Linked DNA regions of Homo sapiens: region 2 is linked to region 1. A link is a contact called in ENCODE Hi-C or POLR2A ChIA-PET data. All regions are on one chromosome and are shown on one strand. The core of a region is the stretch at or near the end of the contact, and the rest is flanking DNA. Distances in the headings are between cores, read along the strand shown. Region 1 holds the start of CYREN (cell cycle regulator of NHEJ). Region 2 holds the start of AKR1B15 (aldo-keto reductase family 1 member B15).

The links. Hi-C counts contacts between places; a loop is a spot of excess contacts on that map. ChIA-PET counts read pairs that join two places held with the same protein, here RNA polymerase II (POLR2A). Pooled maps may share reads with other maps.
Region 2: a map of psoas muscle shows a loop between it and region 1 (2.9-fold over the local background). The contact joins the promoter of AKR1B15 here to the promoter of CYREN in region 1. A Hi-C loop is called at or near these places in 3 of 168 maps with a recorded cell type or tissue (gastrocnemius medialis and psoas muscle), 2 of 37 single-sample maps with no recorded cell type and 6 of 50 pooled maps. POLR2A ChIA-PET finds 5 or more read pairs at or near these places in 1 of 52 experiments (A549).

The regions. Positions count from the first base shown.
Region 1 is chr7:135,167,890-135,173,645 of GRCh38, reverse strand. CYREN (cell cycle regulator of NHEJ) reads left to right here and starts at 2,939. Exons shown (of 4, transcript NM_024033.4): 1 at 2,939-2,994; 2 at 4,586-4,860. The coding sequence starts at 4,724. RefSeq lists enhancers at 2,199-2,418, 4,499-4,628 and a silencer at 2,799-3,408.
Region 2 is chr7:134,545,705-134,551,460 of GRCh38, reverse strand. AKR1B15 (aldo-keto reductase family 1 member B15) reads right to left here and starts at 2,351. Exons shown (of 12, transcript NM_001080538.3): 1 at 2,212-2,351. It overlaps LOC105375520 (a long non-coding RNA gene), which reads left to right. Exons shown (of 3, transcript XR_928005.3): 3 at 1-4,104. RefSeq lists an enhancer at 2,281-2,340.

The sequences.
Region 1 (5,756 bases), core at 1,690-4,189:
TATTTATCCAATTTTTTATGTTTGACCATAAGGTAAGATTTTATAGACTCTTTTTAACCTTTTATAATTTTTGTTAAAGAGCAGGTTGATGCTTTAAGAAAAACCTCTTGCATTTTTACTTTAATGTCCAGTTCACAGAAAAACTGGATGATACCTTTTTAACCTTAGCTAATATGTTTACACACAGAATTTTTTTTATAATTAACGTTTTAAAGCTTGCTTAAACTTTTAAAACAATAATTTTTTTAACCTTTTAATGTAGGTAAAAATCCACGTTTATGCCCCTTTATAATTTTTTTTTTTACCAAAGGTATATTTTACTTTTCTTATACATCTTGCACATGAACTGGTTTTTTTTTTTTAAATAGTACTCAGGAGGCCTCATTACTTTTAAATTATACAATATTTTTTGCATAAAAATTTTTTTTTATAATTTTTTTCTCACGACTTTCCCAGACAATTTTTTAACATGTCTCAATTTTTTGACTGATTAACAAACTTTTTTTTCTTTAAACAACCAGTTAATTTATTTCAGGACAAGAATTTACCATATAACTTTTTTTTAATATAAATTCTGCCTCCCCCCTTTTCTTTCCTTTTTAAAAAAGCGAACTTTCTTTATGTCTTTGGACTAGACTGTCTAAGGCCACAAGATTAGAAGTTACCAAAATACATGTTACACTGTTAACTTTTAGCAAACTTCACTTTTGTTGAAAACCTTGTAAGTTTGAGATTTCAATTATCCTTTGCTATTAATAAGAACTTGTTTAGTCTAAACTCTTAGAATTGGTACAGATGGCCTCTTTTTCTCTTTTCTGGTCGTTCCTTGGCTCTGCCAGCCGCTTATGCTGCTGTTCTCTTAACTACTGTGGTGGGGGAAAGGGGGTCTAAAACCAGCTGTAACTGTCTATGTACAGAAACCGGTCTGGGTGCTTTGGCTTACAGGTTACCTTGTGCCATACCTTTGAAACAAGGGACCTGTCCAGGCTTCCTTCTGGTGGCCAACCTACCTCTAATGCTAGCCAGTCTATTTCACACAAAGTTCTAAGTTTTCCTGGTGTCATACTAACACCGTAATCTCCTTTAAATTCTCTCTTGAAAAAAAATTTTTTTAACATAGGTCCCAGTGGGGTGGGCTTACTTTGCACCTGACCCATGTTTTTTTTTTTTTTTTTCCAGACAAAATACCACGCTCACACCACACATACCACAAGACAAAGAACAGGTAAAGAGGGCACACACACTTTTACCGTTTATACCAAACCAAAATCACGAAATTCAAAATCCGAGTACCAAAAAATTCAAGCCAAGTCAAAACCAAAACCAAAGTATCCAGCAATTCAAGTCAAGTCAAAACCAGAACAAGAGTGCCCATGCAGGCATGCTGTGGGTGATCAGGCCACGTTTCCACTCAGATGGAGTGGGGCAAGTTCCAAAGACTAGTCTTACCAAGTCAAGCCAAGTCAAAACCAGAACAAAAGTGCCAATACAGGCACACCGTGGGTGATCAGGCCACGCTTCCACTCACGTGGAGTGGGGCAAGTTCCAAAGACTAGTCTTACCAAGTCAAGCCAAGTCAAAACCAGAACAAAGATGTCAATACAGGCACACCGTGGGTGATCAGGCCATGCTTCCACTCACATGGAGTGGGGCAAGTTCCAAAAACTAGTCTTGACAAGCTTCAGATGTCTGGACTTCAAGTGCCAGTTCCTTCCCGGTGTTCAGCCAGTGTTAATCCTTCTCGGGAGCCTGCTATGCGCTGCTCTGGCAAGGCATTCCACCGGGGCCATTTCCTACCCGGGAGCGCTCTTTGGATTGCGTCAGTCAGGCTGGCCGGAGTCCTCTGCAGGGACGCTCCACAGGGCTTGTCAGTCACCTCGCTTCCTGGTCAGGGAACCAAGGACTGTAGCAGGACAAGCCACAGACAAAACCTCTCAGACACGGAGCTGTAGAAGAAAGGGCTTTATTCAGCTGGGAGCATTGGCAAGCTACTGCCTTAAAATCCGAGCTCCCCGAGTGCACAATTTCTGTCGCTTTTAAGAGCTCACAACACTAAAATTTCACATGAAAGGGTCGTGATTGATTTGAGCAAGCAAGGGGTACGTGACAGGGGCTGCATGCACCGATGGTCAGGGAGAAACAGAACAGGGCAGGGAGTTTCACAATGTTCTTCTATAGAATGTCTGGAATCTATGAATAACATCGGTTTCTAAGTCATGAGTTGATTTTTAACTACTAGGTTTAGGCCAGGCAGGCCCAGGTCCAGTTTTGGGCCTGGCGCTGGGCTGCCTGTCTTTGATTTCACTTCCTTTTTTTTTTAAAAAAAAAAAAAAAAACAGGTACTGAGTATAAAACAATATGAGAGGGTCTCTCTCTTCCCTCGCTTTAACTTTCGGAGGGCTGAAATTCTTTCTAGCCTTGGTTAATACAGCAATTCATTCCATTCTAGCTATTGTTATTTCTCTTACTATAATTTTACTATTAGTACTTACGCTATTCTATTATTTTCTTAATTTTCCACTTAATTAGGATAACAAACCGAGGCCGGGCTCCCATCCTCCTCAAGCACACGAGGGGGGCCTGGCCCAGCAGGGAGCTTCGCCTGGTTTCTGAGGGAATTCCCGGCGGGCCTTTCCAAAACATGCCCGTTCCCTTCCGCTAACTTCAGGGGCCAAGAATTGAACTTTCACCCTCCTCAAGCCGGTGGCGCTGCCTCGCTGGCGTTCCCAGCGCGCAGCCAACCGGATGCCAGCCGGCGGCATTACCACTGCCAGCATGGGGCGCCCGCGGACCTCCGACTGAGGCAGCTGCCGGGAGCCGGAAGTGTCCCGGGCGCCGGGACTGCGAGGGGGCCGGGAGTTCCCCAAGACCGGAAGTGTCCCGAGGCCGGGAGCCCGCGGGACCCCGGAGCGCGCGGGGCCGGAAGAGGCGGGCGGCCAGTGGAGGTCCGCAGAGTTTGGGCGCCAGGCGAGACGGCAGGGCTTAAAGTTCCGGGTGAGGCGTGGGTCCCACAACCGCTTGGAATTTGCCTCCCGGCTCCGCTCTGGAAGCTAAGAAGGGGCACGAGAGCCGGAGACGGGAACCTGAGAGCAGGGAAGCCAGTAGCCGGCCGGAGGAGCGCGCGGCCGCTCCAGTCGGAAGGAGCCGTTGCAGCCCTGCCCGGCGTGTGGCGGGGTCAGCGAGGCCCCTGCGGTGCTTCGCCCGCGCCTTCCGCTCCGCACTCACCCGCCCTCTGGGCCTCCCACAGGTCGGCGCCGCCAGCGGCGGGTACCGGCCCGCAGAGGGAGGGCGGGCTGTGAACTGGCAGCACATCGCGTTCCCGCGGGGCCCCCATTCTGCCCAGGCAGGGAGCGGCTGGGATGGGACTGAGGTCGGTCCGCGAGCGCGGTGCCCCAGAGACCCGGCTTCTGGAAGTTGCCGCGGCCTGCTCTTGGGGCCCAGAAGTAGGGCGGGGAGGCGCGGGGTCTGGAGTCTGCAGGACCTGGCTGCGAATCCAACCAGCTGATTTCAAACTTTTCTGTGATCTTCTGCAAGTTAACTAAGTCTCAGTTCCTCGTTTGCGAAATGTACTTAATAGGCACCCCAGGGTGAACTAAATTTGTCCGCACAGACTGCAGCATTGCGCTTGGGAGGCGCCTTAGGGGGTAGGAGTCACTAATATCACTGAGTTTTGACAGAAATGAAGGTGCATTGGCAAAGGTGTGCCCCATGGCCGGGCAGGTTAGGAGGAGGGCCTGGTAATATTTTTTCTTAAATTGTAAACAGCCATCTGGATGAGCAATGCATTATCAAATTATGATTCAGAGAGGACTATCGCTGACTACTCTTTTTTTTGGGCAAACCTCCGCTTCAGGAGCTTCTGGCTTGATTCCTAAGTGGAAGGTAGAGACCTAGGCCCTCTGAGTCACAACTCCATCTCTCTGGGTGAGGACTGAGCTCCAGGACTGCTGAGTGGAGGCAGAACAATTGGGATAGGGAAAAGAGAGGCCAAACTAGATCAGAGGCTGGCGTGGGCTTCAGAATCTACAGACTGGCACAGTTAATGCCTCCGGGCCCCTATTGCTGCTTCAAGTTTGACCAATCAGAAGTATCTTTAGCTTAAGGGCGGCGTGTTGGCCAATGAGACTTTATTGTGAAATAAAATGCCCTCAGTTTCATTTAACTGAGCCACCATAGAAGAGTAGAGAAATCGAGTTGGCCAGATGAGGGAGAGGCCATTAAGAGGTATTTTAGGGATTGAATGGGCTGGGCACCCAGAGGACAGTGGCATTTGGGGTGGTAATGAGAAGGAACATTAGGGGCCTCCGCCTCCTTCCGTTCCTCCTGTGCTGAGTCAGTCAGCACAGAGGCTGCAGGAGGTATCTCTGGTTGGCTTTGGCTGCCTGTAGGGGGCACCAGCTTTGGGGAGGTCAGAGGGCTCTCTCCTGAGCTGCTGTCCTGCCCACAATCACACCTGCCTGATGCCTGTGAATGGCCGTCTGAGTCTCTTGGGCCTTGGTCACTTCTGGCCTGCCCTGCACCGACCAGTAACTGTGCCTGATGACTGGAGGTATGGGAATTCACCGGACTTTATTGTTCTTTGTAGGAATCAAAGATCAACTCCCACTGAGGACAAATGGACCTGTAATTCCGGGTGTGACGAGAGAACGAGATTTACCTTCCTGAATTAAAAAACAGGTCATTAAGCTTGGGCCCTGACTCTTCTTTGTGAGAAGGTACAGAGATGGAAACCTTACAATCCGAGACTAAAACGAGGGTCCTTCCCTCATGGCTGACAGCCCAGGTGGCTACAAAGAATGTGGCACCAATGAAGGCCCCCAAGAGGATGAGAATGGCAGCAGTGCCAGTGGCAGCAGCAAGGTGCGACAGCTCTGGTCAGAAGACTCCTGCGAATCTGGCAAGTGGAGCAGGGGCCTCCATGACCTGGGCCAGGTCTTCCAGCCTAGGCAGAACAGCAAGATGGGCGGGTGTTTCAGTCTGATCATCTCTTGAGCTTTTAGAAGGTGGAGGGGCTGTGGGCGGGAGGCAAAGCGGGTTAACCCTCGAGGACAGGCACCCACTTCTGCCTCTGCACTGGTGAGTGCCCTGCCCTCAGCACACACAGAGTGGGTTCTCCATGTCAGCCAGTCTCTGATGCCAGTTGTCCAGAATGCCAGTCTCTTCCTTTACAACAAACATGGTAACATCAGATGGGCAAGATCAGTGGAAGGGTCTGTTCTGAGTGGTGCCTGCCCCTGTGGACAGACCTTTAGGGATGGACAGATGAGCAGCAGCTGCAGGGCCAGCAAGAGCTAAGGAGCTGGGGAGTGAGTTAGTTGAATGACGGTAATTGCCGGGGGGGGGCGGGGGGGGGGTGGTGAGTCTCCAGGCTGCACTGTGAAGTGGGCGGGGCCCCAGCACTCGGTGTTTCCCTCTCTGGCTCCTCCTCCTCTAAGGTTTCCTGACTGACAGCCTTCCCTTGTGACTGCTGCCGTCTTTCCCTAAGTCTGGTCCTGCTTTCAGGTTCCTCTCAGTACAGCCTCAGCCCGAGGTTCCCTTCCTCTTGCATCCATGTGTGTGTTTCAGAGGCGGCCATCCTTCCCTACTTCCAGATCCTTGTAGGGCAGTTGGTGGAGGGTGGGAGGCACCCCGGTGTTGCCTCCATGAAGCCCTGTGCCAGTCACTGGGCTGCAAGGCTGAGGAAATTGTGTCCGTGTCAGAAAGCTCCTCAGCTCAGAGGTGCTGGTACCTCCTGCGTGGTAGGAAGGCAGGGGGAA
Region 2 (5,756 bases), core at 1,102-3,601, 620 kb after region 1:
ATCCCAGGTGGGCCGGTGAGTCTGGAGCACAGACTCCATCAGTGAGGTTAAGACCTGGGGCTTTTCAGAAAAGGGGGGATTATGAGCCTTCCAGTTGTACAGGTCAGAAGTAGAGAAGGGGACATAAACTAAAAATGGAGCACAACGCCCACTGCCCAAAGGGATTTGGGCCTCTGTCAGTGGGAGGAGCGGGGCCACCTCCTCCGGCTGAGGCCATAATTGGGAGGATATAGGCAGAGAGGCCACAGAGGATGTAGTTGAGGAGACAAGGGAAGATTCTGGGGGAGGAGGAGGGTTATAGGGTGGTGGAAATGGGTGAAGAAAACTTTCCTCTTCTTCAGAAGGAGGCAGTACAGGAGGAATCGAGGGAGCTGAGGGTGGAGGCAAAAGTGAGGTCTGGCTAAAAAGGACCTTGGAGGTAGGATCACGAATGGCTACAGAGTTTTATCACGAGTGGAGCCATGAAGGAGAGCTCTGGACTAAATCTAGCCATTGATCAATGTAGGGAAACTGATCGGGGTGACCGGGAGTTCCAACAACGACCCACCACACAGCCTGAACAGCTGTGAAGTGTAGTGACCCGTCTGGGGGCCACCCAGTTCCAAACTTTGGCCATTCTACTTCGCAGAGTGTCCAGAGTTTGCCTTTTTTAAGGCGGACCCCGTAATCATCTGAGAAGCCTAGAGAGAAATTCTGCAACATACACTGGAGAGGACTCCAATCTTTATGGGGCCGGGAAGAAGAGTTTACTATTCTGGAGGCAATTAACAAGGTTTGAACAAAAATATTAAACCCAGCATGGACAAAGATATTCACGGCCTGGGAGGCTATGGTATCAGAAGAACAGAAGTATTATAGCTAGAAGAAGTAGGAAAACAACTATAGCCAATATTTCTTGCCACATAAGGTCTGTCTCCTCAAGCTTCGAGATCTATGGAGAGGATAAGAGGTGGGTCCAAGGGATCCTCAGCCAGTGGGACTTAGGTGACCCCCCCTTCTTGACTTATATCCCAAATAACTTTGGTGTCTCCACGACTCGAAAGCAAAATGTTCAAACTCGGTCCTTTCCTTCACGGGTTTAAGGAGGGAGAACACAGCCAAGTCTTAGAGACGCTGGACTTGCTGCAACACAGGAAAATGAGATGTGCAGGGTAAGGGATGGGGATGAGGAGGAAAGGGGCCACTTGGATTTCCCTAAAGGTTGGAGAGTAGCCAAAAGAGGTAAAATAAGAGTCCAGACAGAGTAGAGCAGTATGGGTGTAGGTTTCTCTGCACAGTGCCTTATTTAAGGGCATGGGAAAAGTTATGGGATGACAGAAAAGGTGAGTAAGGAGGTCAGCAGGGTGGCTATTTTGGATCCACCACTGGTCTAAGGAGAAGGTGGACCAGTCGTTGGGGCGTGGGGTATGGCAATCCAAACGCCAGCAATCTTTATGGTGCCAGAAATCCTAAACGGGTGAATGTCTTCCACACCCTTCCCCATAACAACACCTAATTTGTTTCTGACAGGAAAGGCAGGACTGGGATGGCCAGCCCAACCGACTAATGAGGAATTTGACCTCCTGGGATAGAAAATCTGTACTAAGGACCTTGAAGAAGTCCTTGCCCAGTCATTTTGGGCAGTATCGACGATCCGACATATGAAATTTAGACAGACACTAAACAGGACAATAGGCACTGGGGTATATAAACAAGCATGGCAATTTTTATAGACAGACAAGGGGAGGGGGTCCCGTGATGGGATCAGTCAGATGCCCTCCTGGCTGCTCCCCTTTCGGGGACTTAGGCTCCTCTTGGCATTGGCAGGCTGGTATAAACCCCTGGCTTGGATCGAGCTATGCCTGATGCCGCCCTAAGCCTTATGAGGTCACCACGGAACCACAGGTGAGGGCCTTCTCGAATTCCCTAGCTTTCACCCTGGAGCTACAAACTGGAAATTCAAGCGCAAGCCCTTGAACTCCACATTCACTCACTCACTCACTCACTCAGAGTTTATTACAATTTTTATACCCATTCTAAAACAGAGATCTCCCGGAGACCTGAATGAGAGAGGGAGAAGAGATAGAGAGAGAGAGAGACTAGACTTAACAGAGAATCCTGACAGAAACCAGGACTCTGTCCTCCAGTGTCCTGGAGCATGGACAGAGTCTGAGGGAGGACCTTCGTCAGGGCCGTTTCCCTCCCAGAGAGACAGAGTCAGATCTGACTTACCTTCCCGGGACTAGAGACTGAGGACTCAGGAGTTGAATTTGGCTGGGCGCACCGGCAGTCGATCCGTTCCCCTCCAGAAGACAGTGGCCTGTGGAGCCCTGGAACGTCTTCAGGTGGCCCTGTAAGCCAGCTGTCTGTCTGGGGAAGCCCGGAATGAGTCAGGTCTTCACCCGGTGGCGAATCTCTCTGGGGCTTCCAAATGTCGTAACCGAGCAAGTCATAGAGAGAATGCCACACTCTGAGACTAATTCAGGAGTCCTTTATTGCTGGCGACTGAGAAAGAGCTAGAGCTTGAAATTCTCTCGGTCCGGAAGAAGAGGCTAGAGTTCTTTTTATACCTTGGCCTAAAGAGGGGAGGGGGAGTCTAGCTGAAGCAATTTTTTACAGAAGCAGAACAGGAAAAAATTAAAAGATAAATGGTTACAGAAACAGTTACAGGAAAATAAACAGTTCCAGGTGCAGGGGCTTAAAGTATCCCAAAGTGATAAAAGCAGGGGCTTTGGATACCACCAACCAAGTGTGCTCCCAGGAGCTGCTGGTACAGCTTGCCTCAGTATCTTATCAATAAGCGCATTCTTGGATGTGCTTGGAGTCAGCTTGCACCAGTTATGTCCTTAAGGAGGGGGACAAGGGGCTGCAAGCGAAGAAACCAAGCTAAGACTCTCTCAGCTATTGACTCTCTCGATATTGACTCTCAATTGAGTCTCCCAAGCTATTGACTCTCTCAGCTAAGAAAGAGTCAATCAGGATAAAACAAGATAGGGTATCACAATTTGATCTGCAAGATTATTTCCTGGACTTGTGAAAGGCGAGTCGTTTTGGTGCCCTGGGACATGTACAATAGCTATCTCTTCTGGCAATTGGAGATTGTTGAGGACACGAGCATCAGTTCTCTATGAACTAAATCTTGGCCTCTACTATTGATAAGAGCCCTCTCCATCCAAATTTTCCCAAATGTGTGTGCCTCCCCAGAGGGATACTTAGAGTCAGTATAGATAGATTTTCTTGGTTTTGTAAATGTCCTAAAGCTTGGCTGAGTGCAAACAGTTCACACCCTTGGACAGACCAATTATTAGACCCCCTTCCTGATTTTACTTTTTTAACAGTCTTTCCATTAATCACTGAATACCTATTATGTCTCTTTCTTTTAATCACCTGGGAGGTTCCATCTATGAATAAGTGCCACCCTGTCTTGAAGGGAGTTTTTCCTAAGTCTGGTTGAACTTTCGTATGGTAATTAATTCGATTTAAACACGCGTGCTCTCTCGTTTTACGTTTGGATCCCCCGTTAAAGAGCCTGCTGAATAAAGTGAATTATTAGTACTTAATATTAAATCACCTTTTTCCCAGAAAGATAGCCTCATATTTTAAAATTTTTGAGTTGGTAATCTCCCTCCTTGCGTTTTGATTTAATATAGTTTTAACTTGGTGGGTTGTGGCCTGAAGCGGCTGGGGAGTAACTTGAAACCTCAGCTGAAGGGACAGCACAGGCTGGGGCGTGGCCTGAAACAGCTGGGGAGTAACCTGAAACCACAGCCGGAGGGACCTGAGAGGGGAACCAAAGGGGCAGGATTGGGGGCGCTGAAGGAAGGAAGGTGATTTAGAGGATCCCATGTCTTGGTAGGTATGGGTTGTCTAGGCATGGGAACTCTTTCCTTTTTAGAAAGGTTGGTTTCTGATTTTCTCCCTCCAGAGTCTAAAGGGTAAAGGAGAACTGGTCCCTGCCGCCAGCAGAGGGCGTAATCGATTTTTCCTGGGACACAGGGCTCTTACTGTTAACATATTTGATTAACAGCTGACAAATTCGCTCTTCATTAGACTTAAATTTTGGCCAGAAAAGTGAGGGCTTAAGGATGGGTTCTCGAACTTAAATAAAACAACAATATTCTATCATCTGCTGTTTTTGTTTATACTTGGTTCTCTTATTATTTTTTCAATACTTTAGCATAAGCCCCAAGGGGCTATCAGAAGGAAATTCATCACTCTCTAGACTCTTTAGTTTTCCTGTCTTACTTGAAACGTTCCCCATCTTAGGGATTATGGGGAGGAGGCCCAACCCCTCCTGTGAGATTTCTACCCTCCCCCTTCCTGGAGGCTTACTGAGGCTTTGGGGAAAGGCTCCAACCCAACCTGTTTGGATTTCTACCCTCCCCCTTCCTCTTTGTCTACTCTGTCTGTTCCTGACTCTAGTTGACAGATGGCAGCATGAGGCCATAGAGAAGACTCACTCACTCCACATAACCACCATACTAAGTCCCATTCATACACTGTCAGCCTCCAGCTTATCCCAACCACCTGGGAAATACTTTGTCACCTTCGCCAAGTCTCCTACCTTATTCCATGCACAAGAATTTCCTGGTCCTCTTATTGTTGCGGTCTTGCAAGCTTCTCCTCCCCGCTTTGCTGAGATCCAGACTTATTTGTCACAAAGCGGGGGGGGGGCCCTGATCTCCCTCAACCTAGGGGCACGGTAACTAGACAGTAGGATGCGTCCCCTCCGGGTGGGGTGACCGAAGGCCCCCTTCCCAAAGGAGAAGATTCGAGCCCCAAAGTTGGGCTCCAGAACTGTTAGGAATAACGCTCAAAATCTTAAGGAAATTGAACACTTGAACAAAGGATTCTTAGCAAAGCAATTTTACTTCTGCGCAGAGAGGTGCCTCCTTGTCCAGTCGCCATGAGAGCACACCTGAAAAAGGGGCACGAGAGCCTTTACTCCTGACACAAGTACTGCCCCTGTACCCTTTCTCCATTGGCCAGGGTCAGGTCGTACAATCTAAACTAATCCTGGTTGGCTAAACATTGGATTTTTTTTAGATAAGGTGGGCACGTAAAAAAGGCAGAGAATAAAGGGGAAGGGGTGTCTGTAATGAGCTAAAAAGTTAGTCCTCTTTCCAAATAAGGAAAGGAATGTGAGCAGGTACAGATACCACCTGGTACTGTGGCATGCCTGGGCATGTAACAAAGGAAAAAAGAGAAAAAAGGAGAAAAAGGAAAAAAGGTGGAGGGATTACTATGAATTAAAGAATAAAAGATTGATCAGGTTATCTGAAGAGAAACCTCATCATATCCCACACATCCATCCATCCATCCATCCATCCATCATTCATCCATCCATCCATCCATCCATCCATCCATCATTCATCCATCCCCAATCCATGTATCCTTCCACCCATCCCTCCTTCCATTTGTCTTTCTATCCATCCTTCCTTCTTTCCATGTTTCCAACCATCCATCCATGCCTCCGTCCCTCCACCCATCCATTCGTCCATCCATTGTTCCATCCATTCCATCTATCTATTTATTCACCAGATATTATTGAGGCGGGGAATACAATAATTAACAGAACTCAAAAATCCCTTCTCTCATAGAGCTTACATGCTAGTGGGTAGAAACAGGGTAAGCAAGCAAACAGCAAATATATAAAATACATGACATATTGATAAACAAATGCTATGGAGAAGAAGAAAACACTTAGAAGGGCAAGAAGAAATATCAGAGGAGGTAGGTTAATTTTAAATAGGGTGATGAAGAAAGTCCTCTCTGAA